Linked DNA regions of Homo sapiens: region 1 is linked to region 2. A link is an interaction called in ENCODE POLR2A ChIA-PET data of the cell type or tissue named here. Cell type or tissue: Panc1. All regions are shown on one strand. Each heading gives the region's core, and the rest is flanking DNA. Links, peaks and the distances in the headings are about the cores only. Region 1 has its middle 61 kb from the start of LINC02869. Region 2 holds the start of TGFB2-OT1 (TGFB2 overlapping transcript 1).

Region 1 (12,825 bases), core at 3,026-8,025, 130 kb after region 2:
AGTTTGTTGGATAGTCATATACTGAGTCTCAGAGTATCTTCCCACAGATTACTTATTAATCAGAAAGTTATAAAAGGTACCTTTGGAAAAAGGGAGAAGTGTGGCAAACACCACCTTAACTGAAAGATTAAAGTTAATCTCACTAAAAATGGGACCAATTGAACTCATGTGCCTCTTACTAAAGGACACAGATCGCTTATGTCATAGTCCTGGAGAAAATGCATAACCTGAAACCAATCAAGGGGAAACAATCACACAAAGGCAAATAGAAGGACATTCAATAACACAATTAGACTGTACTCTCCTGTGAATTCTGTCTCCTCATCTCTCCCATCCAATAAATCATCTCGTCCTGTTGACTTCACCTCCTAAATATTACTAGAATCCATTCACTTCTCTCCATCCTCTCAGTTACATCATGTCACCTAATTGCTAAAACAGTTGCTGGCTGTGTTCCCCTTGAATCCATGGTTCACAGGTTAGCCTGAGTGATCTGTCTACAGTATAAATCTGATCATGCCACTTTCCTGCTTAAAAGGTTTCTCTGCCTTTCAGTGGCTCTTAGAATGAATGCAGCCTCTTAAATCTGTTTAACAAAGCCCATTCTGATCTGGCCCCCCACTTCACCCTCTAGCTGTATGCTTTGACAGCCTCCACTGCCAATACCATGTTCTCCAAATGTGCTACTTCTTTCAGTTACCAGATTGAGGTATGTTCTGTTCTGCACCAGCTTTTTACCTACGCCTGGAATATTTGCTGTTTCTATACTTTCTACTCAACTACTCTCTTTTTGAGACAAAATCCTATTCACACTTCAGGTTTTAGCTTAGATAGGTTTTATTCCTAAAACTTTTTCTTGTCCCTCCACCTGGACCTCACCCAAGCCCAAGTTAGGTGCTCTGTATGAATCTGCCATGCCCAGCTCAGTGCTTCTCATACTGCATTGTAATTCCTTGTTTAAAGTCTAGTTCCCCTAGTTGTCTGTAAGTCTCACAAGGGCGGGAGCCAAATTTGTCTTCTTCACTGTTTTGTTACTGTCCGCCTCAGTGCTGGGGACAAGGCAGAAATTCAATCAATGTTTTGATGGAATGAACGGACAATGTAGTTGCAGCGGGGGGAGAAAAAGAGGCATTTTACAGAACAGTAAATATTTCAAGTAGAGCAAATCATAATATTTAAAGGCTGAGGAGTAAGAACATTTCTCAACTTTCTATTTAAAAAGGATTGTCGACCGGGCGTGGTGGCTCACGCCTGTAATCCCAGTGCTTTGGGAGGCCGAGGCGGGTCGATCACGAGGTCAGGAGTTCTAGACCAGCCTAGCTAGTATGGTGAAACCCCGTCTCTACTAAAAATACAAAAATTAACTGGGCGTGGCGACGTGCGCCTTTAGTCCCAGCTACTCATGAGGCTGAGGCAGAAAAATTGCAGGAACCCGAGAGGTAGAGGTTGCAGTGAGCCAAGATCGTGCCACTGCACTCCAGTCCAGGCAACATTGTGAGACTTTGTCTCAAAAAACAAACAAACAAACAAAAAGGATTCTCTATGCCCACCTTTTAGTTGGTAAATATCATTCTCCAATAAGAGAAACCAGGGCTTCTTGGAGAAGTGGTTGATTCTGGGAATGGGACAGGAAAATAGATGAACTTGGAACATATCACAGAACCTGAACGCAAGGATGGGCTCCAAAGAGAATGGGGTGAGTTGAAAGGACACAGGGATCAAGCAAAAGAAATTCAAATTCAAATGGAAAAAGCTAGACAAATGTAACCAGTAAAATAAATAAATATTATTGAATTGTCGTCCAAAGAATAGGGGAAGATATCCATACCAAAAAATCCATACTGATACGAATTAACTGAATAAACAAATACATGGGGAGAAGACACAGCTCTTCCTTACAGAAGAATTCCAATTAGTAAACATAGAAGAAATGAGGGAAATAGATATCACAGGGTAAACATCACGGTAATAATTGTTGCAGGCAAGAACCATCAATAGATCCTTAAATTAATGGGTAAATGTTTAGGGAGGAACAGAATATTTGTATAGCCTCAAACTATCTTCCCAGTACATTTGCTAATTACAAAGGGAAAAAAATAGTGACATTATAGTCCGAAGACTTGGCAGATACCACATCAACCAAATGACCAAACTTAACATGACCAGTAATAAGACATATGGACATGGTATACTCCAAAATGATTCACTGGGAAGCACAAAACATCACTTGTGTGGTATTTTTGTTAAAAGGCATAATTTCAATTTAATTATGAGAAAATATCACGCAAACTGAAATTGAAGGGCATTCTAAAAAACAACTGATCAATACATTTCAAAGAGTATAAATGTCCTAAAAGATAAAGAAAGACTAAGGAAGAGTCACAGATGGGAGGAAACTAAGAAGACATGACAACTAAATGCAATTCTGGACCTTGTGTTGGATCCTGTCAAAGAAAAAATGACATGAGTGGAAAAACTGGTGAAATCTCAATAAAGTCTGTTGGTAGGTTAATAGTAGAGGGAAAAAGTGTTGTCTTAGCAACCAGATTATTGTGGAAGAAAGCAACTGTTTGCAAACACATTAAAGTACGTTGAAGGTGTAACACATATGAAATGACACATTAATATTCAAGATGTCAAAACATTGATTTTTTTTCTAAATTAAAATAAATCCTTCAAGGGTGCCTGTCATTTGCCAAAGTTCTAGGAAGTCTAACAATAGCATTTAAAACATTTCTGGTTTCCTCTCTCTCCTTTGAATTGTGGCAGAATACGTGGTTTATATAGTCCAGATTATCCATTTTTTATAGACTTACTGTTGGTCCTTCTGCCACAAAATACTGTGGTGTGCTGATCTCCTAAATTTGGTCAGGCCTGGTGGGCTTAGAGTAATGCTTCCCCTTGAGGCTTGGTTAGCAGGTGCTTGTTGTAGCTCTTGGCGTATAGAAATGGCTCATTTTCAGGCCCACAGGACCCTTGGAACCATTGTCATCTGAGGTTCTGCTAAGACTGGGTCCCTGGGTGCAAGTAAAGTTTTAAGTTCTACAATAAGAAAATGACCCACACTTCTCTCCACTTTCTGATATGTCTTCACCTCTTAGGAAAGACCCCTGTAGGGCAGGGCCACTTGCCTTAGCACAGCCTCCAACATCCCCTCTTTGCCAGGTCATGTATGTGTGTGTGTGTGACAGAGAGAGAGAAAGAGTAAGAGAGAGAGTGTGTGTGTGTGGATAGGTGTGTGCTTGTCCATGTGCTGGTGATGGTAAAGGGGATGTTTACAGGATGGGCTCTGTCCCCACAAAACTAAAGTCTGTCAAGTGCACCCTAGGTGATAAAATCCTAGAGCTCAGGCACACCAAGCCTTCTTTCTCATGAGAAAAATTAATTTAAAATTGTAATTGAATTTTAAATTATGAAGTATAGTCTAACATGCACAAAGAAGAGAGAATAATACAACAAACATCCATTTTTAGATGTTAATATTTGCTTTAGTAGAAAATTTCCTAGTCGCTCTTTTGCTAATGAGCAACAAACAGCAACAAAACATGAAGTAATTAAATGACTATACATCACTTTGCTGTAGTAGCTTTCCTCTCCAAACACATGATTTCACTTTATTCTCATGTACTTTTAAAAAATAACACATTCACAAAAGAACTGGATTAAGCAATACTTTGAAGTCATTATACTTAAAAGAACTTGAAAGTCATAAATAATATTTCTTTTAAAAATAATATGAACTCAGATTTTTCAAGTTCACCTTCCCACTAATTAATGAGGTTTTTTTAAAAAAATTTTTTTTCAAAATTCAGGACCGCAGTTTTTGTTTATGATTCACTTCCTGTGCCTTAAATGCTCTGAAGATGTTATTTGATTTATAATATTTTACTTAGGAAAGTCAGTACAACAATTTATTCATGGACTGGTATCACTTTGCTCACGTCTCCTGCACTTTTAGAAATAGGATGTCCCCTCTGAGGAGCAGTTTAAAAGGAAAACACCCTAAGCAACCCATGACTAAGACTGAGCACATTTCAAACTTTTTTCCTGAATGAAGAAGTAGTTTACTCACCAAAATATTATTAACTCCATCCAACACCTTGTTCTGATATTTTGAAGTTGATTGATCATTGATTTGACCAAGATGCCTGGCTTCACTTCACTAAAATGATTAATGTATGTGGGTCTGGGCGCAGCCACAGCACTGCCGTTCCGGTCTCTCAGATGAAGCAAGGGAAGTATTGGTCAGAGGCCCTCAATACACCCCAGAGAATTCTCTCAGAGACACAACAACAAGAAAGACAATCTTTCTTTGAGATTGATGAAAATAAGAAGAGTGATTGCCTGAACCCACAGATCTTGGCTGAGGATTTCCTGGAGGAAAACGTTAATTTTACCTCAAATCTGTTCCCTTCCATGTCCTGAACAAGGGTGACTATAAAGGTTACCACATAGTTCACCAGTGTCCCTGAATCTTGACACTCTATAATTGTGGAAGAAGGGCAGGAGATTGCTTGTACTCCTTTTATATTGTTTCCCCGTCTTCTGCTTCACTTATGCAGCCTGCACAATACTCATATGATGGTTGATTTTAAGTGCCAACTGGGCCAGGCTGTGGTGCCCAGTTGTTTGGTCAAACACTAGTCCAGATGTTGTGCTGAAGGTATTTTGTACATGTGATTAACATTTACAATCAGTTGACCTTAAGTAGAAGAGATTACCCTCTATAATGAGGGTTGGCCTCATCCAATCAGATGAAGGCCTTAAGAGCAAAAATTGAGGTTTCCTGAAACCCTGCCTGACTTTCCACCTACCGGCCTGCCCTACAAATTTCAAAAATAACTGCCTCTCAAATTGTGTGAACCAATTCCCTAAAATAAATCTCTGTATCTCTCTCTCTCTCTTTCCCTCTCTCTCTATATAGCGGGAGATAGAAAGATATAACCATATATCTATATCAATTGATTTATCTATCTATCTACCTAAGCTATTTGTTTTATATATCCAGAGAACACTGGCTGAGACAACTTATTACAGGTTCATTCTTTCTCTCTCTCCCTCTCTCTCTCTTCTTTCTTTCTCTTTCTGTCTCTTCTTTCTTTGTTTTTCTCTCTTTCTCTCTCTTTCTCTCCTTTCTTTTGCAGAGAAAAACCTTTGTTTTGGCCTCCAAAAAGATATTCCATTCTACCCTAAAAATAAACAATTTCTTTATTTATTGTATGGTGTATTGTATTTCTTTATCTTTTGTATGATGTTTAGATTTAGCTACCCACATGAAAATTGTTGGATTGGGTCTGGGAAGTCATTCATATTTTGATAGATTCCCCCCCGCCCACCACCATTTCCCTATTTCACAGCATTAGCCTAAAAAACAAAGTATATCTGATTCATCCTCAAAGGAGGATTTTCTTAAGCTCATAAAATTCCTGATAAAGGGAGTAAAAAGGACACAAACAATGCTGTATTTCACAATGTAGAACACAGTAAGACCCAGAAACATCTCCTAGGTATGAGAATAGTCAAAGGATTATAATATTTGAGTAGTAAGAACAGAGGGAGCTGAGGCCCTTACTTTTGATGTTATCTTCAACTATATATAAGACGCTGTATATGTATGCAAAGCACAGAATATAGCAGTGCTTTCCTTTATTGATTTTTACTTTCATGAGATTTTTTTTTTTTTTTTTCTGAGATGGAGTCTCGCTGTCTCTCAGGCTGGAGTGCAGTGGCATGATCTCAGCTCACTGCAAGCTCCGCCTCCCGGGTCCACGCCATTCTCCTGCCTCAGCTTCCCGAGTAGCTGGGACTACAGGCGCCTGCCACCATGCCCGGCTAATTTTTTGTATTTTTAGTAGAGACGGGGTTTCACTGTGTTAGCCAGGATGGTCTCGATCTCTTGACCTTGTGATCCGCCCGCCTTGGCCTCCCAAAGTGCTGGGATTACAGGCGTGAGCCACCGTGCCTGGCTTTTCCTGAGATTTTAAAAATAGTCATCATTTTTCTGGCCTGACACTTCATATGTTAACTTTGATCTTAGGGTAACTTCTTAAAGCCAGGTCATGAATTCTCAAAAAGAAGGAATTATGTGGAAAAGTGTCCAGTACTCTGCTGTGATAGCAAGAAATAGGTGTCAATAATATGCCTGATAGCCAATTTTTCTAGTTGTTCTTCTGATGCTAGTTACACTACAATGGAAATTAGACTCACAACTGTGTAATCTCCTTGTTGGCACTGTTTGAATAGCCTGCTCCTTTTTTAGCAGCATTTTCCCCCAAACAGGCTAATTTTGGAGAGTACGTTTGAATGTGGAAAGAGACATTTTAATCTGGAAGCATTTATTATAAACTCACATTGTTACAGCAAATGGCCCACATTCAAGAAGGAAGCACTCTCTTATCATTTTTCGCCTTCCTTGATCTTCTGTTTGAAACAGAATGGATATGTATTGAATGTGCTAACTTGGTAAACATGCACTTTTATGGTGTCTCTGTGAGCTGGCTTTGAACACGGTTCAGAGAGGTTTACAACAAAGAAGCCAGTCGGTGTCGGTTCGCCCAATGTCAACTTAAATACCAGGTTTATCCATGACTAAACAATATGTTACGGGGATTTTCTTCTCAGAGCTTTGCTGGATTGGACTGTTTGTTTGGTATCACATAGACCTGGTTTAATTTCCTAAAATTCATGGCTTCAGTGACAACCAAGTATATTTGCTGATGATGAATTTGAGCACTTATTTTTTTCTCTGTCTAACAAAACATACCGCAGACAACCTCATTCCCAACAGCCTAACAATAAGTAAGTTAGCATGTGATGCCTATGACTTCAACTTTAAAAATTTATGGTGCCTCTATTTATTCTTGTCAATTTTAAGAGTTAATGCAGCTTCTTGAAAAATCGTTTAAGGGCAATGCGGTAAAACATGGGCATGTCTCACAGCAGAAATGTGAGATTTGCTCATATACAAAATCAAAACGGATCATAAAACAGCCACTGAAACCTTTTGCCAATTGTCTGTAAAAGGAGACCCCTAATGACCTACAGCAGGAATATAGATGCAAAGTCGTACTTTGCCTCATGCCCTGGGGAGGTTTTTGGCCTTAAGATTTTGTCTCCTTGCTGCCAAATGCTGAAGCCAAGTGCATTGCTAAAGCTTTAGACACATTTTCATCAATAAAATTTCTTATAAAACAGATCCTGAAAATGCTGAACCTATCTGCCAAGTAGCCAATTAATTATTTTACATCTTTGTTGAACAATGGGTAAAGGTTTTACCATCACAAATCAGTGTTCTGAAAACCACAAGGCCTAGCTTTCAATTAGCAGGAAGCATCACAATTAGGGATGAAAAGAAGTAATGCTGCATGTTGGAAATTCTCCCAATAAAGAATAAAACTCCCAAGGAACAATGACCCAACTAATTTGAGGGAGTTAGGTTTTTAGAAAACCAGATCCTTGTTAAAGGGTAAAGCTCAAACACTGCTCAGATTCCTAGATGCCTCAGTCTTCTCATCCACCCTCCCAGTAGCCCTTTCTTTCCATAAGTTGTAGCTATTGAATTTGGACTATGCTTCCCCACTATGTGTTAGATGCTGTGAATCCCAGTTCAAACACTGTGAGTCCACTCTATCATTGACAGGCACAATCCTGCACTGGGTCCATGGGGAATGGTGCCTCCAGTTCTATGATTCTCTGCATTTTCCAGAGAAGAGGAAAACCTTAGTACTCACACAGTTGATCTGGTTTGTCAAATTCAGGAATAGAAGGAGAGGCCCTGTAGGAGAGCATGTTTCAGGTCCCAGTCTGCTGACTTGGATCTTAAGGCAGGCCAATTGGAAACAGTGATGTCAAACTGAATAGGCCATGCAATCAAGTGTCATATTTGTTTACTTAACCAACAACCTGCAGGGAGACATAAGAAGCTGACAATTGGGAATGGAACAAGGAATTGTCTTTCAGGCTACAGTCCAGGGAAGAGGGAGACTAGAATCTTCATTCTTGAGTGAAATTCCTGAACCTTCTGGAACCCTGGGATATTTAAGTAGCAAGAGGTGTGTGTGTGGCGGAGTGTGTGGGGGGATGCAGAAGTCTCTAGAAACAATTTCATATGATAAAATGGGATGAAGCTTCTATTGAGAAGCTTGACTTGTCTTCTTGAGTCTCAGTATCTCCAGTATCCTCCGGGATATTAAGATATGTCTGTGATTGTTGTTAAATAAAAATTACAGGAGGCCATTGCTTTGGACTAGACTCCTGCACTAAGCCTCAACAGGCCAGACAAAATAAAAATGGAGTCACCCATGCTAAAGTTCCATGTCATCAAACTGAAACTAAGTTGTTGTCTAACATTCCAAGGAATCAGAAGAAAAAGATAACAGCCAATTTCCCAAACAGGCCAGTTTCAGCTTTCAATTGTCATGTGAAGTTCCCTGTGTTTTCATCTTTAACTTGAAGTGACCTGATGTTAACCAGTCAGTTATTTTTCTATTGTTCTGTCTCTCTGTCCCCATCGTATAAGTAAAGTAACTTTGAAATGACCAATCCATTTTGTTTTGTTTTGTTTTGTTTCTGCTTTCCTCAGTCCTTTTTCTGCCTATAAAGCAAACCTCCTCTGCTCCACTCATCGAGACACTTATCCTATTTTATGGAATGAAGTGTTGCCTGATTCTAGAATCACAGTAAAATCAGTTGAGGTCATTTAATCTAAATTATGTTTTAATTTTGTCTTTTGACAGGGTCCTTACTTTCAAATCTCTAACAATTTCAGGACATTGAACTTGCCCCTGGAGAAAACACCCACTCTCAACTGGCTTCGCTTGAACAAAAATTCCCAGAGTTGTGCATTTTGACCTTGGAGTCATAGGGGTGGCTCCTGTTGGAATTCCTGGAAGCCACAGATTTACATCAGAGAAAAAAAAAAAAAATTGGCTTGGCTTTTTTCTCTTTACCCTGTCCAGGATGAAATCCCATACTTTCAGAAACTTGTTAGTGAAAACTGTTGGCAGGTCTTAGTACATGTGTTCAATACTTGTACCTTCTCCTGTCCCATGTGAGTGAATGTTCAGCTCTGGTCTTGCGCATGTTTTCTATCTCTGTGTTGCTAGCCAAGTCAAAATCATCCACACTACTTCTTCATGATGGGCCATGAGAAAGAATACTGAGAGGAATTTGGTACAGTTTTCTTTTTGGTACCAGTTCAGCATCTGTGACATCCTCATTTTAAGGTGGCCCAATCTATAAAAGAAATTTGCATTTACAAATAAGATGAATTTGGTAGAATATAATTTTCTTTAAGAAAGGAGTTTTTATTAGTGGAATAACCACCGGCTCCCTTAATAATATACTCTTTAATGCTTCATTGCTGTGATTCAGATTTCTCTAAATCTGATTCCCAGAGAAGTTTTCAGAAGCATACTAATGATAGATCAATTGCTAGTAACATTCTTTATGGGGTCATACATAAAGTCCTTTAAGCAAATTATTCCTGAAAAATGTGTTTGAAATTCAAATGTCTGAAAGGCAAACAAAACCCAACAAAACAATGACTTATATATTATAAGGGAAATGTGTTCCCAAAGAAATAGAAATATTATGAAATCTCTGACTTGTTCAAGCATTATTTCCATAGGCTCAAGCCACCTCTGTCTTAGTCAGTTTGGGCTGCTATAACCAATATACCATAGACTAGGTGGCTTACAAAACAAATATTTATTTCTCACAGTTCTGGAGACTGGAGAGTCCAAGATTTAAGATGCTGGCTGATCCAGTGTCTGGTGAGGGCTCACTTCCTGGTTTACAGATAGCAATCTTCCTTATGTCCTCACCCAACAGAGAGCAGAGAGAGAGACAGAGAGACAGACAGAGAGAGACAGAGAGACAGACAGAGAGAGAGACACACAGAGACAGAGAGAGAGAAACAGAGAGAGAGAGACAGAGAGAGAGAGAGAATCTCTCATATGTATCTACTTTTAAGGGCACTAATCCCATTTTTGAGGGATCCACACACATGATCTAATCACCTCTCAAAGACCCTACCTCCTAATTCAGTCTGTAGCAACTGGAGCTGTGTGGTTTATACAGGATCACGTAGAAAGGTGGTACAACACACTGTCAATCACTTCCATTTTGTGTCTTCAATCTTTAAATCTGTCTGTCTCAGTCATACTGAGAACCTAGGCTAAAAAGAACATTCTCTGGTAGACAGGGGCTTGTGTACACAGGTGCCAATTTCCCCTGGGGTCTTGGAAGTCAAACCAAGCACCTACCAGTCCCCACCTTCATTGCAGAAGTCTGGGCTGAAAGCTGAGCAGTGTTTTACTTTCACACCTCCTGCTTGGATATGTTGGGTACTTTTCCTCACCACCATCACCTGAGTAAAGCCCTCTTAGGCACAAGTGACTACTTTGTGGGGGGGGTTTCTAACTGCTGCCTATCAGACAGTGGTGTTTTGAGCCAGGAAGCTGGATGACAGAAGAGGTTAATTCTTGAGGGGGTCCACAAGAGATGGATAGCTCCATTTATGTGATAAATAAGGTTCCCACCTCTGCCTCCTCATTTTGCTGTTTCCTGTTTCCCCTGCAACAAATAAACACATTATCTTAGTATTCTGTAAGCAGAATCCAAAAAATAATACGCTGTGAATTATAAAATATAATTTGCCTCCTAAAAGATCACAAACATCTTATCTTGCATTATGATGAAAGACAAGGTTGAGGCAATTATCCCTAACAGTCAGAAAGAAGGGTAGACTTTCAGGCCAGATTTTATCATTTGCTAAATTTGGCACCTCTGGGCAAGTCTTTTGATCCTTGTGCCTCTCAGTGTCCTCATCTTTACTATGGGGAGAGTCACTCCAACCTCAATGGATTGCTAAGAGATGATGTATGGGAAACCACCTTGTGTAATTCTTGGAACATCATACTACCTGAAAAAAATTTTCCATCTGAAAAATCTGTATTACTCAGTGGTGTTATAGAATAGATTCCTTTGTTCTGTTCAATAAGCTGCATTAACGTTCAGATGTTCAGCCCTTCTCTGTGTCTTTGAGCATGTGTGTGATGGTGAGGGCATGGGGAAGAGGGGACAAAATCCAACATCACTTCTTGATATACTTTTTTTCCTTTTAGGACATTTAGTTTATTTCCTGTAAGCATTCATATCCTTATCTTTTTATCTCATCTTGTGATCTAACATTGGATTAGAAGAGCTCTGAGAGGTAGGAACCCTCTATTTTATGGGAGTCTTCTCCCAGCTCAGCCTCAAAAGATGCACGCCCCCTGAGAGAGAGTCACAGCTGGCATGGCTCTGGGAGCAGATGTTTCTGAGAGAAATGCCTAGGTGGTTGGTCTCAACATAGAGCTGCAGGCGCCCCAGTGCCTGAACAAGGAATAAAAGGGATTCAGAAGTTTCCAACAAGGGGCAAAGAAGATGACTGGATATTAACCAGAGGGTGTTTTCCCTAGAGAGGACACAAGGGAAGCAAGAGCTGGTGCTCTAGCAGAGGGCTGCGTGTGGACCACTCAAGCTGAAAAGCAAATGAGAGCTGCAGTCACGTATTGGGAACAAGGATGCTGTGGGAACTGAGCAAGGGTCCCTGCAGCATCAGAAAAAATAGAGCTTTGACTGCAATTAGCAAACAAGACCTGCGCTGTATGAAGTGTGGACACCTCAAGGATGCGGAAGCCAGTAGAAGGATAAGAAGGCCCTTCCTCACCTGTCGTAATGCACTTCCTGAAGAGAGCACAGTTTATTATAGAATCACGTGAACCCTTTGGTACCGAGCTGGTCTCCGGAAATAAGGAGTTGCTGGGGGTGGAAAGCTGTGTGGTTTGTACAGGATCACATAGAAAAGTGGTAGGACACACAGTCAATCACTTCCATTTTGGTGTCTTTAATCTTCAAATCTGACTGTCTCAGTCATACTGAGAAAATTGAAGCAATTAAGAATTCAATTTGAGACTCAATAATAATTGTTTATAAACAGTATCTGATATAGTTTGGATGTTTGTCCCCTCCAAATCTCATGCTGAAATGTAATCCCCAATGTTGGAAGTGGGGCCTAGTGGGGGGTTTTTGGGTCATGGAGGCAGAGACCTCCTGAATGGCGTGGTGACTTCCCCTTGGCAATGAGCAAACTCTCACTCATGTGAGAGCTGGTTGTTTACAGGAGACTGGCACCTCCTCTTCTCTTTTGCTTTCTTTCTCACCAAGTGACACACCAGCTCCCTCTTTGCCTTCTGCCATGAGTGTCAGTTTCCTGAGGTCTTCACCAGAAGCAGTGCTGATGCCATGCTTGTACAGCCTGCAGAACTGTGAGCCGAATAAACCTCTTTTCTTTATAAATCACCCAGTCTTGGGTATTATTTTTTTTTTTTGCAACACAAAATGAACTAACACAGTATATCATTGTGATAACTCTATATCTATCTATGTATATATTTTTGAGACACGGTTTCACTCTGTCACTCAGGCTGGAGTACAGTGGCATGATCATAGCTCACTGCAGCCTTGAACTCTCAGGCTCAAGTGATTCTCATATCTTAACCTCCTGAGTAACTGGGACTACAGGCAGATGCCACCGCGCCTGGCTAATTTTTGTATTTTTTTGTAGAGACTGTGTTTTGCCATGTTGCCCAGGGTGGCCTTGAACTTGTGAACTCAAGTGATCTGGCCGGCTTGGCCTCACAAAATGCTGGGATTACTGGCATGAGCCATTGCACCTGGCTGGTAAATCTATATTTTTAACACAGAGGAACTTCATAAAGTATTTCCACATGAGGACATCTATAAAAATAAAATCATAAACTTATATAATGAAAGATGTTC
Region 2 (12,825 bases), core at 2,019-7,018:
CCTCTGGTAACCATCATTCTACTCTCTGCCTCCATAAGTTTTATATTCTTAACAGCTATAAGCATAAATAGCCAAGAAAACACCCTTTTTAGAATCAATATGTCACATAGTATCATATATAGATAAAGTGTGAAGGGACCCAGGTCTCCATCTAAAAAAAAAATCTGCTATCATCTCCATCAGAGACTGTTATATTAGAAAGAACATTGGGGATTTCAGTTAATGCCTGGGAGTGTGTGATTATTAGTAAATACACTATCAATTTACTAATGTATGACAGAATGTAATTTAACATCTCTAAACCTCAGTTTCTTATCAGTAAGAAGGAATGTCTGTATTAAAAGTTATCTTTAAAATAATAATGCCAAACTCAAGAGTTGATATGAAGTACAAAAGATGATATACATGAAAATGACTTGAAAATTCGTTTCTCTACTTTTTTTTTAATGTAACACAAAGTAAATGAGAATCTGAGTATTTTATCAAGTTGTTTCAATGAAGACAGAGTTGATTCAGAAGGTAATTCCCAGATTGGATGGTATGAGTTTCCGGCAAGATTAGAGAAGAGTTTTTCTATGTAATAATGATATTTGTTCACATGCTTCCTCTTGATGGCTCATCAGGATTTTAGAGATAGAAAGGACATCTTATCCAACGCTTTCATTTTCTTAAAGAAATTGGGGACCGGGCGCAGTGACTCATGCCTGTATTTCCAGCACTTCGGGAGGCCGAGGCAGGTGGATCACGAGGTCAGGAGTTCAAGACCAGCCTGGTCAAGATGATGAAACCCCGTCTCTACTAAAAATACAAAAAAATTAACCAGGCATGGTGGCGGGTGCCTGCAATCCCAGCTACTCGGGAGGTTGAGGCAGAGAATCGCTTGAACCCAGGAGGCGGAGGTTGCAGTGAGCCGAGATCGCACCACTGCACTCCAGCCTGGGTGGCAGAGTGAGATCCTGTCTCAAAAAAAAAAAAAAAAAAAAGAAATTGGGGTCTAGATCATGTAGTCTAGATGATACCCAAAACCAAACAGAAAATTAGTGACAAACCAAGGCTTGGCATGCAGGCCTCCTTGTTTTATAACCAGGCCTCCATTTGCTCTATCTTAGTGGGTTTAATTCCTAAAATATGGTTACACGTTAGGGTTTCTATTCTGCTCTTTATGCCTCTGTAAATCTCCCTATTAAAGAAGCATTAGAAAAATTGCCTTCACTGCAGGGTAGGAAAATGGATCAGCTGCCAAAAAAGATCACATACTACATTCAGCTGAATTCATGAGTTTGGGGGTTATCAATTATTTTAGACAATCTGTATTATAAAAATTCCTCTTTAGTTCATATGAAAACTCATGTGTTCAGGGAGCATAAAGTATATTTATTTATAAATACCTACATATGCTGGAATTTAAATTGACAAATACGGCTCCTCTTCCTTCAGCTGTTTTCCCAACTCCCCTGTAGACTTTGGCACTCGGGGGCGACCGTGTGCTTGGCCATGTGAGGGAAGCTTGCTCATGCCTGTCCCTTTGTCTGAGCTCTCTGGCCAGGCTGCCTCCTCTGGGCTGCGGCAGCAGTAGCTGTAATGTGGGCAAGGCCCTGTTGCCAAGTAGAAACATAATTCTCCTCTCTGATACACAGAGGGAGTGTGTGAAGGCTGAGACCATGCTTGTTTTTCAAGGAGAGAGGAAGAATAACTGTCATGGTCACAAATATGTGGTTTGGACAGTTACCCAAGAAGCCAGAGGTAGCTTAATAAAGTAGTCAGTGTTGCTGTGCTGAACAGATCTTCTGTCTTAGGCTGAAAAAATTGCAGTGAATCTCGAGGAAAAGGTCACTTGCTGTTTGACTAACACATTAATGGCATCCTTGGAAATGTCTCTGTATCATCAGTGGGGAACCTACATACTTCCATTAGTAAAAGTCTCACACCCCTCTGATACAGAATGGGGTTGAAGGTGTAAGGCTAATTATAGAACCGTCTCTTCATTCTGTTTTCAGACTTGCCATTAACTCCTCCAACTCAGCAACTACCATTTACCGCATAGGTTAGTGGAGGGTTGATTATGATTGTGATTATGATTATGATCGTTTTAAGCAAAATGTAAGAAAGTGAATAATTATTTCTTATAGGAGATCTTAGAGATCACTTTTATGTCATTTCTAGCATCACTGTGTTTATGAAGCAATGGTAAAAAAACAGGCTTTTTTTTTTTTAATGAAAATTGAGGATACCTTAAATTGGCCTGAGGAGACACTTAACGTAGAAAGATTTCATTTCCTTCCTTCCTTATTTATTTATTTAAAGAAACAGGGTCTGGGTCTGTTGTCCAAGCTGGTCCTGAACTCCTACACTCAAGTGATCCTTCAAAGTGTTGGGATTACAGGCGTGAGCCACCGTGCCCAGCCTGTAGAAAGATTTCACATTGCATACAGGTGTCTTTTTCTATACCCAAAGGTAGATTAAAGCTCTTATGAGAGCTTTGATAAAACTTTTTATTCTTCTACTTATTCATGTATTCATTTCTTCACTTAGTACATGAATCTCATTTTGTCCAGAGAAGACTTACTAGGGCCACAAGATAAAAGCAAAGTCTGTAGAGTTCCTGATCTGGAGGGAGCTCTTAATCTAGATGGGATTGAAATGTATACTCAAGAAACAACTTCATTTACAGAGTAGTGTAGAAATAAGACCAAATGCTATAAGGATCAAGTTTTGTGGGGACCTAGGATGTATGTGCAGCCAAGCACTGATCAGAGGAAAGACTTACTGGAAAAACCGGGAAAATCTGTTGAATGAGCAATTTTTTCCAATCTGACTCTTACAGAATCATTTGCTTAAGATGTGTGGAAAACGAGTTCCGTGTGGGAAAATAATGACTTTGGTGATTGCTAAGGTCACATATCAGTTTGACTGTAATTTAGGAAATTAGCAACCAAAAATAATTTTAAATTGCCTACTCAGTGCTGTGACTGCTAACAATGTGGAATTCTTTTTAAAAACGAATTGCGTTCATTTTCCGTCTTTCCCTATGTTGTCTCTCCTCTCCTGTGTCCTTTCAGGTCCTGAGCTTATATAATACCATAAATCCAGAAGCATCTGCTTCTCCTTGCTGCGTGTCCCAAGATTTAGAACCTCTAACCATTCTCTACTACATTGGCAAAACACCCAAGATTGAACAGCTTTCTAATATGATTGTAAAGTCTTGCAAATGCAGCTAAAATTCTTGGAAAAGTGGCAAGACCAAAATGACAATGATGATGATAATGATGATGACGACGACAACGATGATGCTTGTAACAAGAAAACATAAGAGAGCCTTGGTTCATCAGTGTTAAAAAATTTTTGAAAAGGCGGTACTAGTTCAGACACTTTGGAAGTTTGTGTTCTGTTTGTTAAAACTGGCATCTGACACAAAAAAAGTTGAAGGCCTTATTCTACATTTCACCTACTTTGTAAGTGAGAGAGACAAGAAGCAAATTTTTTTTAAAGAAAAAAATAAACACTGGAAGAATTTATTAGTGTTAATTATGTGAACAACGACAACAACAACAACAACAACAAACAGGAAAATCCCATTAAGTGGAGTTGCTGTACGTACCGTTCCTATCCCGCGCCTCACTTGATTTTTCTGTATTGCTATGCAATAGGCACCCTTCCCATTCTTACTCTTAGAGTTAACAGTGAGTTATTTATTGTGTGTTACTATATAATGAACGTTTCATTGCCCTTGGAAAATAAAACAGGTGTATAAAGTGGAGACCAAATACTTTGCCAGAAACTCATGGATGGCTTAAGGAACTTGAACTCAAACGAGCCAGAAAAAAAGAGGTCATATTAATGGGATGAAAACCCAAGTGAGTTATTATATGACCGAGAAAGTCTGCATTAAGATAAAGACCCTGAAAACACATGTTATGTATCAGCTGCCTAAGGAAGCTTCTTGTAAGGTCCAAAAACTAAAAAGACTGTTAATAAAAGAAACTTTCAGTCAGAATAAGTCTGTAAGTTTTTTTTTTTCTTTTTAATTGTAAATGGTTCTTTGTCAGTTTAGTAAACCAGTGAAATGTTGAAATGTTTTGACATGTACTGGTCAAACTTCAGACCTTAAAATATTGCTGTATAGCTATGCTATAGGTTTTTTCCTTTGTTTTGGTATATGTAACCATACCTATATTATTAAAATAGATGGATATAGAAGCCAGCATAATTGAAAACACATCTGCAGATCTCTTTTGCAAACTATTAAATCAAAACATTAACTACTTTATGTGTAATGTGTAAATTTTTACCATATTTTTTATATTCTGTAATAATGTCAACTATGATTTAGATTGACTTAAATTTGGGCTCTTTTTAATGATCACTCACAAATGTATGTTTCTTTTAGCTGGCCAGTACTTTTGAGTAAAGCCCCTATAGTTTGACTTGCACTACAAATGCATTTTTTTTTTAATAACATTTGCCCTACTTGTGCTTTGTGTTTCTTTCATTATTATGACATAAGCTACCTGGGTCCACTTGTCTTTTCTTTTTTTTGTTTCACAGAAAAGATGGGTTCGAGTTCAGTGGTCTTCATCTTCCAAGCATCATTACTAACCAAGTCAGACGTTAACAAATTTTTATGTTAGGAAAAGGAGGAATGTTATAGATACATAGAAAATTGAAGTAAAATGTTTTCATTTTAGCAAGGATTTAGGGTTCTAACTAAAACTCAGAATCTTTATTGAGTTAAGAAAAGTTTCTCTACCTTGGTTTAATCAATATTTTTGTAAAATCCTATTGTTATTACAAAGAGGACACTTCATAGGAAACATCTTTTTCTTTAGTCAGGTTTTTAATATTCAGGGGGAAATTGAAAGATATATATTTTAGTCGATTTTTCAAAAGGGGAAAAAAGTCCAGGTCAGCATAAGTCATTTTGTGTATTTCACTGAAGTTATAAGGTTTTTATAAATGTTCTTTGAAGGGGAAAAGGCACAAGCCAATTTTTCCTATGATCAAAAAATTCTTTCTTTCCTCTGAGTGAGAGTTATCTATATCTGAGGCTAAAGTTTACCTTGCTTTAATAAATAATTTGCCACATCATTGCAGAAGAGGTATCCTCATGCTGGGGTTAATAGAATATGTCAGTTTATCACTTGTCGCTTATTTAGCTTTAAAATAAAAATTAATAGGCAAAGCAATGGAATATTTGCAGTTTCACCTAAAGAGCAGCATAAGGAGGCGGGAATCCAAAGTGAAGTTGTTTGATATGGTCTACTTCTTTTTTGGAATTTCCTGACCATTAATTAAAGAATTGGATTTGCAAGTTTGAAAACTGGAAAAGCAAGAGATGGGATGCCATAATAGTAAACAGCCCTTGTGTTGGATGTAACCCAATCCCAGATTTGAGTGTGTGTTGATTATTTTTTTGTCTTCCACTTTTCTATTATGTGTAAATCACTTTTATTTCTGCAGACATTTTCCTCTCAGATAGGATGACATTTTGTTTTGTATTATTTTGTCTTTCCTCATGAATGCACTGATAATATTTTAAATGCTCTATTTTAAGATCTCTTGAATCTGTTTTTTTTTTTTTTAATTTGGGGGTTCTGTAAGGTCTTTATTTCCCATAAGTAAATATTGCCATGGGAGGGGGGTGGAGGTGGCAAGGAAGGGGTGAAGTGCTAGTATGCAAGTGGGCAGCAATTATTTTTGTGTTAATCAGCAGTACAATTTGATCGTTGGCATGGTTAAAAAATGGAATATAAGATTAGCTGTTTTGTATTTTGATGACCAATTACGCTGTATTTTAACACGATGTATGTCTGTTTTTGTGGTGCTCTAGTGGTAAATAAATTATTTCGATGATATGTGGATGTCTTTTTCCTATCAGTACCATCATCGAGTCTAGAAAACACCTGTGATGCAATAAGACTATCTCAAGCTGGAAAAGTCATACCACCTTTCCGATTGCCCTCTGTGCTTTCTCCCTTAAGGACAGTCACTTCAGAAGTCATGCTTTAAAGCACAAGAGTCAGGCCATATCCATCAAGGATAGAAGAAATCCCTGTGCCGTCTTTTTATTCCCTTATTTATTGCTATTTGGTAATTGTTTGAGATTTAGTTTCCATCCAGCTTGACTGCCGACCAGAAAAAATGCAGAGAGATGTTTGCACCATGCTTTGGCTTTCTGGTTCTATGTTCTGCCAACGCCAGGGCCAAAAGAACTGGTCTAGACAGTATCCCCTGTAGCCCCATAACTTGGATAGTTGCTGAGCCAGCCAGATATAACAAGAGCCACGTGCTTTCTGGGGTTGGTTGTTTGGGATCAGCTACTTGCCTGTCAGTTTCACTGGTACCACTGCACCACAAACAAAAAAACCCACCCTATTTCCTCCAATTTTTTTGGCTGCTACCTACAAGACCAGACTCCTCAAACGAGTTGCCAATCTCTTAATAAATAGGATTAATAAAAAAAGTAATTGTGACTCAATCTGGTTGTCTTGCTTTGTCTAGTGAAAGAACTAGTGTGTGCCTGTTGTGTTGTCTAAACACCATCTAGAAACAAACCATCAATTCGAGTATTGAGATAGAAGAGAAAATGGTTCCCTTTTCTGCAGTCTCATCTGTGTTTGATCTTTCATAGTAAACTCATAGAGAGAGGAAGTTTGTCACTCTAAACCCATTAGTTCATGCTTCTGTGCAGCCTGGCTAGTCCCAGAGCTATCACCCCAACCCACATTATATTTAATTGATGAGTAAGAATAGAAGGTATTATAGAATCAGAGAGATGAAAAGAGCCACCTAACAGCCTTACCAACTTTGGCAAATTTGTCAGCAACTCTGGGCCTCTGTTTCTTTAAAATGAAGATGACAATCCCTGCTCTATAGCGTTTTGTCTGTGTGTTTTAGTGCCCTTGTTGTAGTTAAGTGAATAGACACGTGAAAAGGTACTTTGCTTAGTGTTTCTTCTGTAATTGGCAGAGTAAATGGCAGGCAGGCTTAACAATATTTCCAAGCCTGTTCTGTTTTTGGTTTCTTGGCAATCTTGTAATGAACTTTTAACCTCCAGACTATAACCTGGGCTCATATTTCTCCATCTTGATACTAAATGTATAAAACCTCCAGACCCTTATCTCATAAATTGATCAGGACATCAGTAATTCCTGAGAATATTCTATAACTCTATATGTTAACCTTTTGGTTACGGGACTGACAGAAGTTATTATAGGGAAAAAGTTCATTTTAAGCTTTACTGAAGTCCACCAATGAAAATTCAAAGTAAAAGAGAACAGTGGCTAGTTGAATGACCCACTCCCTAACATGATAATGCAGTATTGATAACTACAGTATTCTGAGCATCTACCAGACACTGTTCTCTTTTGATTTATTTAATCTCATATTTAATCCTAGGATGTAGGTTTTTAAAAGAATATAACTCCATTTTAAAGGGAAGTGAGCAGACTCAGAATGCTTAAATTACTTGTCCAAGACCACTCAGCTTGTAAGTGAAGGGTCCAGGACTTCATTGTCCATTATATTAGCCACTAGCCACATGTGGCCATTGAGCAATCAAAACATGGCTAATGTGAATTGAGATATGCCAGATGTGTAAAATATACACCAGATTTTGAAGACTTAGTACAAAAAAAGAGTGTAAAATGTAAAATGTCTTATTAATGATTTTTATATTGATTACATGTCTAAATAATACTATTTTGAATATATGGGATTAAATAAAGTATATTATTAATTTTACCTGTTTTTTTTCACTTATTTAATACAGTTACCAGAAAATTTAAAATTACTTATGTGGCTCACATTTGTGTCTTGTGTTCTTGTGTTTCTAGTAGACAGCTCTGGCAAATAATTTGAAAGCAGCTCTGTTTACAAACCATGGTTACATGATTCCCATAAGCTATAATATTACCAGCCTTTGTTTTTGTAATTTACATATGATTGAACAATATTAGGTCATATCTTATGAAAGTGCAGTTTTTGTAGGTCAGAATTTGTTGAATATTCACATTCTGTAGAGTTCAACATAAAAGGTGATGCTGACTGAAAAATGTGGTAATGAAAATACAAATATTACCTAAGCCCCACTGGCAAAGCCCTTGATGAAACTGATGGTTACGTACAAGCAAAGCACCACTAAGTGGAACAGCACAACCTACCCCTAAGCAAGTTGGGCTATTGTATGAAATGATTTCTGCCCTTAGAAATCTTCATTAATGTACCTGTGACAACATTTTCTACCATTTTTAGGGGAGAATAAAAAGAAGAAGCCAAAAACTCACTGTTCCTTGCAGTCACTAGCCTTGAGATGGCATTACTTTTCTATCTGGGAATAAGCTGAGCTGTGCTCCTTTTGCTAATAAGCCTTAGACTATGGTTGGACCTATGCTTTGTCTTCCTGAAACACATATAACGTGTGTGGGAGGAGGACTGCTTTTTTAAAAAAAAAAAGAAGCAAAATTTCAAATACAAAATTAGATTGAAAGTCTTAGGGCCCGTAAAAGCGAAAGACCAGGACTTCAAGCGCATCATGGCAAACCTGTCTCTGAACGTTAGCTAATACATGCCTTTGTTTCTATCAAAGTCTATTACCTTGTAATTCTAGCAAAAACTAGATTGCATCTCTTTTTGCTAATCTACTAAATCATCACTCTATTCTCTAGTCCTTCCCTTGTCTCTGCAACCGCATCCTCTGTACTGAACAAAGAAAACCAGGACCCTGATTTTACTAACATTCCAGGTCAGGTCAGAGATAGTAGAGGAAATGTTATTTTTGTGCCTCTTTTGGAGCATAATAACTAGATCTGATGAGATTCGAGAAATAATTAATGTAAATATGAGGTAATTGTATCAATATATATGAATAATTTTACTCAACGTTGCAAAGGTAATGCTTTTTAATTGCCTTTTTTAAATGAAAGAGTTGCTTCAGGTTTTTCCCTGATTGAGTCTTTATTTCCCTGAAATACTTTGTAGCTAGTTTCTTTATTTCAGCACGTAATGGTCATTTGGAGAAGAGATGAGTGTGTTCCTGTAATTGGGCAGAGACCTTGTAAAGGGAACAGAATGTACTGAGAGAGACTTTGTGCTGTGTGATCAGAACTAGGAAAATCATTCAGCCTAAGAGAACAGACATAATTAAACAGAAAAGCAAAAAATTAGTGGTAAGAGGCCCAATATAATCTCTTAGGCTTTCCCTCCAACATGGGATTTTCTCTCCTATAGATGCCAACCCAACTGAAAGAACACACATGTGTTCCTCAGGTGACATCACCGAGGTCTGGCCAGCCCTGGAGTTGGAAACCCTCTCCTCAGGCCCAAATCTCAATTCTGAAAATCCCGAATCTCAGGCTGTTGGGAGCAAACAAGCTAAGAAGTTATGTAATTCAATACTGCTCTAAAAGCGATGTGAAGTCATGCAGTTTGGCTTGTCCTCAAGCATGGGCGTAACACTAATTTCTTCATTTGAACCAAAATTAAACTCTACCGAAAACTGGGAGAATGTTAAATCAAGTGGCAGTTGTTCATTTAGTAAAGTATCAAATTTCACATCACCACGTGTGCACATCTTCCCCTTGCCCATAACCTGGCCCTCCAAGAAATCACTGACTCCATTCAAATTTCTGAAAGGTGAAATTTAGGCAGAAACTGGTGGGAGAGGCACCAAGGAGCCCCAAGGAAGTCCAGCAACCCCCTTAATATTACCCCTTTGTTACAAGCTCTGAGAGTTATCCATGAGGAATTATTCTTGTAGGATTTTTTCCACAAGCATATACATACATTCATATATATATATATATATATATATATATATATATATATATATAGTTTTAAATATGAAAATCATCAATGGGGCAGCACAGGAAACAATTTCAACCGAAACGTGCTAGAATGGATTTTGATTTATTTAATCTCTATCCAGGACCTGGAAAAGTGAGACCACCATTGAATACCTCAGGGCAAGATAGAAGTAGAAAGGCAGGAGGGACAAATGGAGTTGAGCCAGAAAGGGAGTTGGGAACCCTGAGCACTGACATTATGTGTGCCACACATTTAGTCGAGTTTGATGTCCTGTATATACCATTACAGCAAGTGTAGAGAGAAAAACAAAACAAATTGGTCAACTGAGCTTAACTTCAAGCAAAAGATTCAGTTGAGGAGTCTCACTGTGCCATTGTCTTTCAACAGGAGTCTTTAAAAGCCAAAGTGCTAGTTGTAGAAATGATGTGATGGGAAAACATCTCTCCTTGTTCTCAGTATCCACCCTGTTGTGCTGGGTTTTTGGGATTGTCAGACCCCATTCCCAGGGTCCTCCCTAAAATCAGTGAGTGTTCCCAGTCCTGTGCTTCTTACATGAGGCCATTCCTGATATGATTTGGCCCTGTGTTCCCACCCAAATCTCATCTCGAATTGTAATCCCATAATCCCCATGTGTTGTGGGAGGGACATGATGGGAGGTAATTGAATCATGGGGGCTATTTCCCCCATGCTGTTCTCGTGATAGTTAGAGTTCTCACAAGATCCAATGGTTTATAAGCATCTGGCATTTCCCCTGCTGGCACTCATTCTCTCTCCTGCCGCCCTGTGAAGAGGTGCCTTCCACCATGATTGCACATTTTCTGAGGCCTCCCCAGCCATATGGAACTGTGTCAATTAAAACTCTTTCCTTTATAAATTACCCAGTCGCGGGTATTCCTTCATAGCAGTGTGAGAACAAACTAATACAACTCCTTATTTATCCTGTTTCCAGCCTCTAGTACGCAACTGAGCTTATGGCAATTTGAAAAATGTTTGCTAAATTGAAAAAGGGCATAGATGGGACTATAGCTCCAGTTCTGCCACTGATACTATGGAAGTCAGTAAAATCACCTAACTTTCTCAGAGCTTTCTTTGTCAATAAGACAAAAGCATTGGATTGGATGACCTGTAAAGTCCTGTTTTGTTTACTTGGCAAACCTAGAACCTAAAATCTAAACAAAGTCTGACATATAGAATATGTTCAGTAATTATTTGTTGAATTAATGAATAGACGCTTGCTTCCTGTTCATTGGTACAATCACAGAAAAACACATCAGGGCAACCAAAGAATCAGAAACAAAAATTACAAATGACTTTACAGGTATTGAGAATACAGTGGTGTTGGGAAGACAGATACATGTGAATTATACTATTAGGTTGTAACATATGTGTGAGGTGCATTGAAAATATTGAGGTTACTAGTAACAAGAAAAAATGACTGGCTAAATCATTAGGTTGAACCACATGAACTGGGTTTTTGTTTTTGTTTTTGTTTTTTTGGTGGGCCAAAACTGAAAAAAAAAAAGGCTGACTATTGATTATTTCACATGAGGTTCACAGAGAATAGGACACAGGGAAAACAGACCTGGGGATTAGCAGAGATCAAGGAAGCCCTGGAGGGACTAGAGGCAGAAAAGAGGAAACCCAATTGACTGTTGCAGGAATAGAGGGTGTCTTGGTACATTCAGGCTGCTGTCATCTAGACTGGGTGGCTTATAAACAATGGAAACTTATTCCTCACAGTTTTGAAGACTATGAAGTCTAAGATCAAGGAACCAGCAGATTCAGTGTCTGATAAGACCCTGCTTTTTGGTTCATGGATGGTTATCTTTTCACTGCATCCTCACATGGTAGCAGGGCCAAGGGGCGCATCTCAGGCCACTTTTATAAGGGCATTAATTACATCCATAAAGGCTCTGCCTCCATGAACTAATTACTTCCCAAAGGCCCCACCTTCTACCACCATTACCTTGGGGTTTAGAATCTCAACGTAAGAATTTTTCGGGGACAAGCATTCAGACCATAGCGTCAGGGGAGTCACTGCTGAGACAGACACCACCACTCTGTGGAGGCTATGAGCATGGCCTCCTAATACTTCCTTACTCAGTGCTTCCCTCATTCAAGATGGAAAGTTCCAGAAGAAAGAAATCAGTTGGCTGAACTTAGGTCATGAGCCAGTTCCTTTGCTAGAACATGGGATTTTAGGGAAAGAATCTGAGTTCCTTGGCTTCTGTGGTAGGAAGAGAAACAGGGAGTAGTTACTCTCCCAGCAAGACTGCCTACATAAAGAGAAAATGGTTACACAAGAAAAGTTAAGTTTGTTAGGAAGAAATATGGAGGCTGGGCCACAATGTTTAGGTATTAGTTTGCTGGAACTGCTGGAACTAAGTACCACAAACTGGGTGGTTTAAACAACAGGATTTCATTGTGTCGGTTCTGGAGGCTAGAAGTCTAAAATTAAGGTGTTGACATGGGTGGTGTCATCTGAGGGCTGTGAGGGAAGATCTGTTTCAGGGCCTCTTTTCTTGGTTTGTAGATGGCCATCTTTTCCCTGAATTTCTTCACACTGTCTTCCCTCGATATGTGTCTGATCTTGTGTCCAAATTTCCCTTTTATAAAGACGTCAGTCATATTGGATTAGGGCCCACCCTAATAACTGCATTTTAATTTAGTCTCCTCCATAAAGACCCTATTTCCAAATAAGGTCATATTCTGAGGTACTAGGGGTCAGGACTCCAATCTATCCTTTCTAGAGAGGACACAATTTGACCTATAACAATTTAACTCTGAACTGCAGAAGAGAGTGACTATTAATAGTTATTTCTGGGGAAATTCAAGGAATAATAAACTGAATGAAAAATGGGCTTTACCAACCTGCTAAAGGCCAGATATTTCTGCCAGTAATGGGGAAAAATTTGAGTCAATTAGATCAATCTCTGTAACCCGGTCTTCTTTGTAAGACACTTTGAAAAAGTCTAGAGTTGTAGACTTTCAGAGCAAACCTCGCACATTTCTGTATGGATGGGC

What was found. ChIA-PET counts read pairs that join two places held together with the same protein. Peaks named below come from ENCODE experiments on the same cell type or tissue, not always from the same donor. Only the 100,000 strongest peaks of a DNase experiment are listed, where the experiment ranks them.
Region 1: POLR2A ChIA-PET joins it to region 2 with 8 read pairs; 1 of 35 experiments calls an interaction of 5 or more read pairs at or near these places.

Annotation. Positions count from the first base shown.
Region 1 is chr1:218,565,181-218,578,005 of GRCh38, forward strand. No RefSeq gene overlaps it. Among named protein-coding and RNA genes, the nearest start is that of LINC02869, 61 kb to the left of the region's middle. In Panc1, for the core only: no CTCF peak of the experiment used is centred there; no DNase peak of the experiment used is centred there; H3K27ac peaks cover 3,416 bases.
Region 2 is chr1:218,438,145-218,450,969 of GRCh38, forward strand. It overlaps TGFB2 (transforming growth factor beta 2), which reads left to right. Exons shown (of 7, transcript NM_003238.6): 7 at 3,060-6,475. The coding sequence ends at 3,218. It overlaps TGFB2-OT1 (TGFB2 overlapping transcript 1), which reads left to right and starts at 4,482. Exons shown (of 1, transcript NR_125715.1): 1 at 4,482-5,851. In Panc1, for the core only: no CTCF peak of the experiment used is centred there; no DNase peak of the experiment used is centred there; H3K27ac peaks cover 3,506 bases.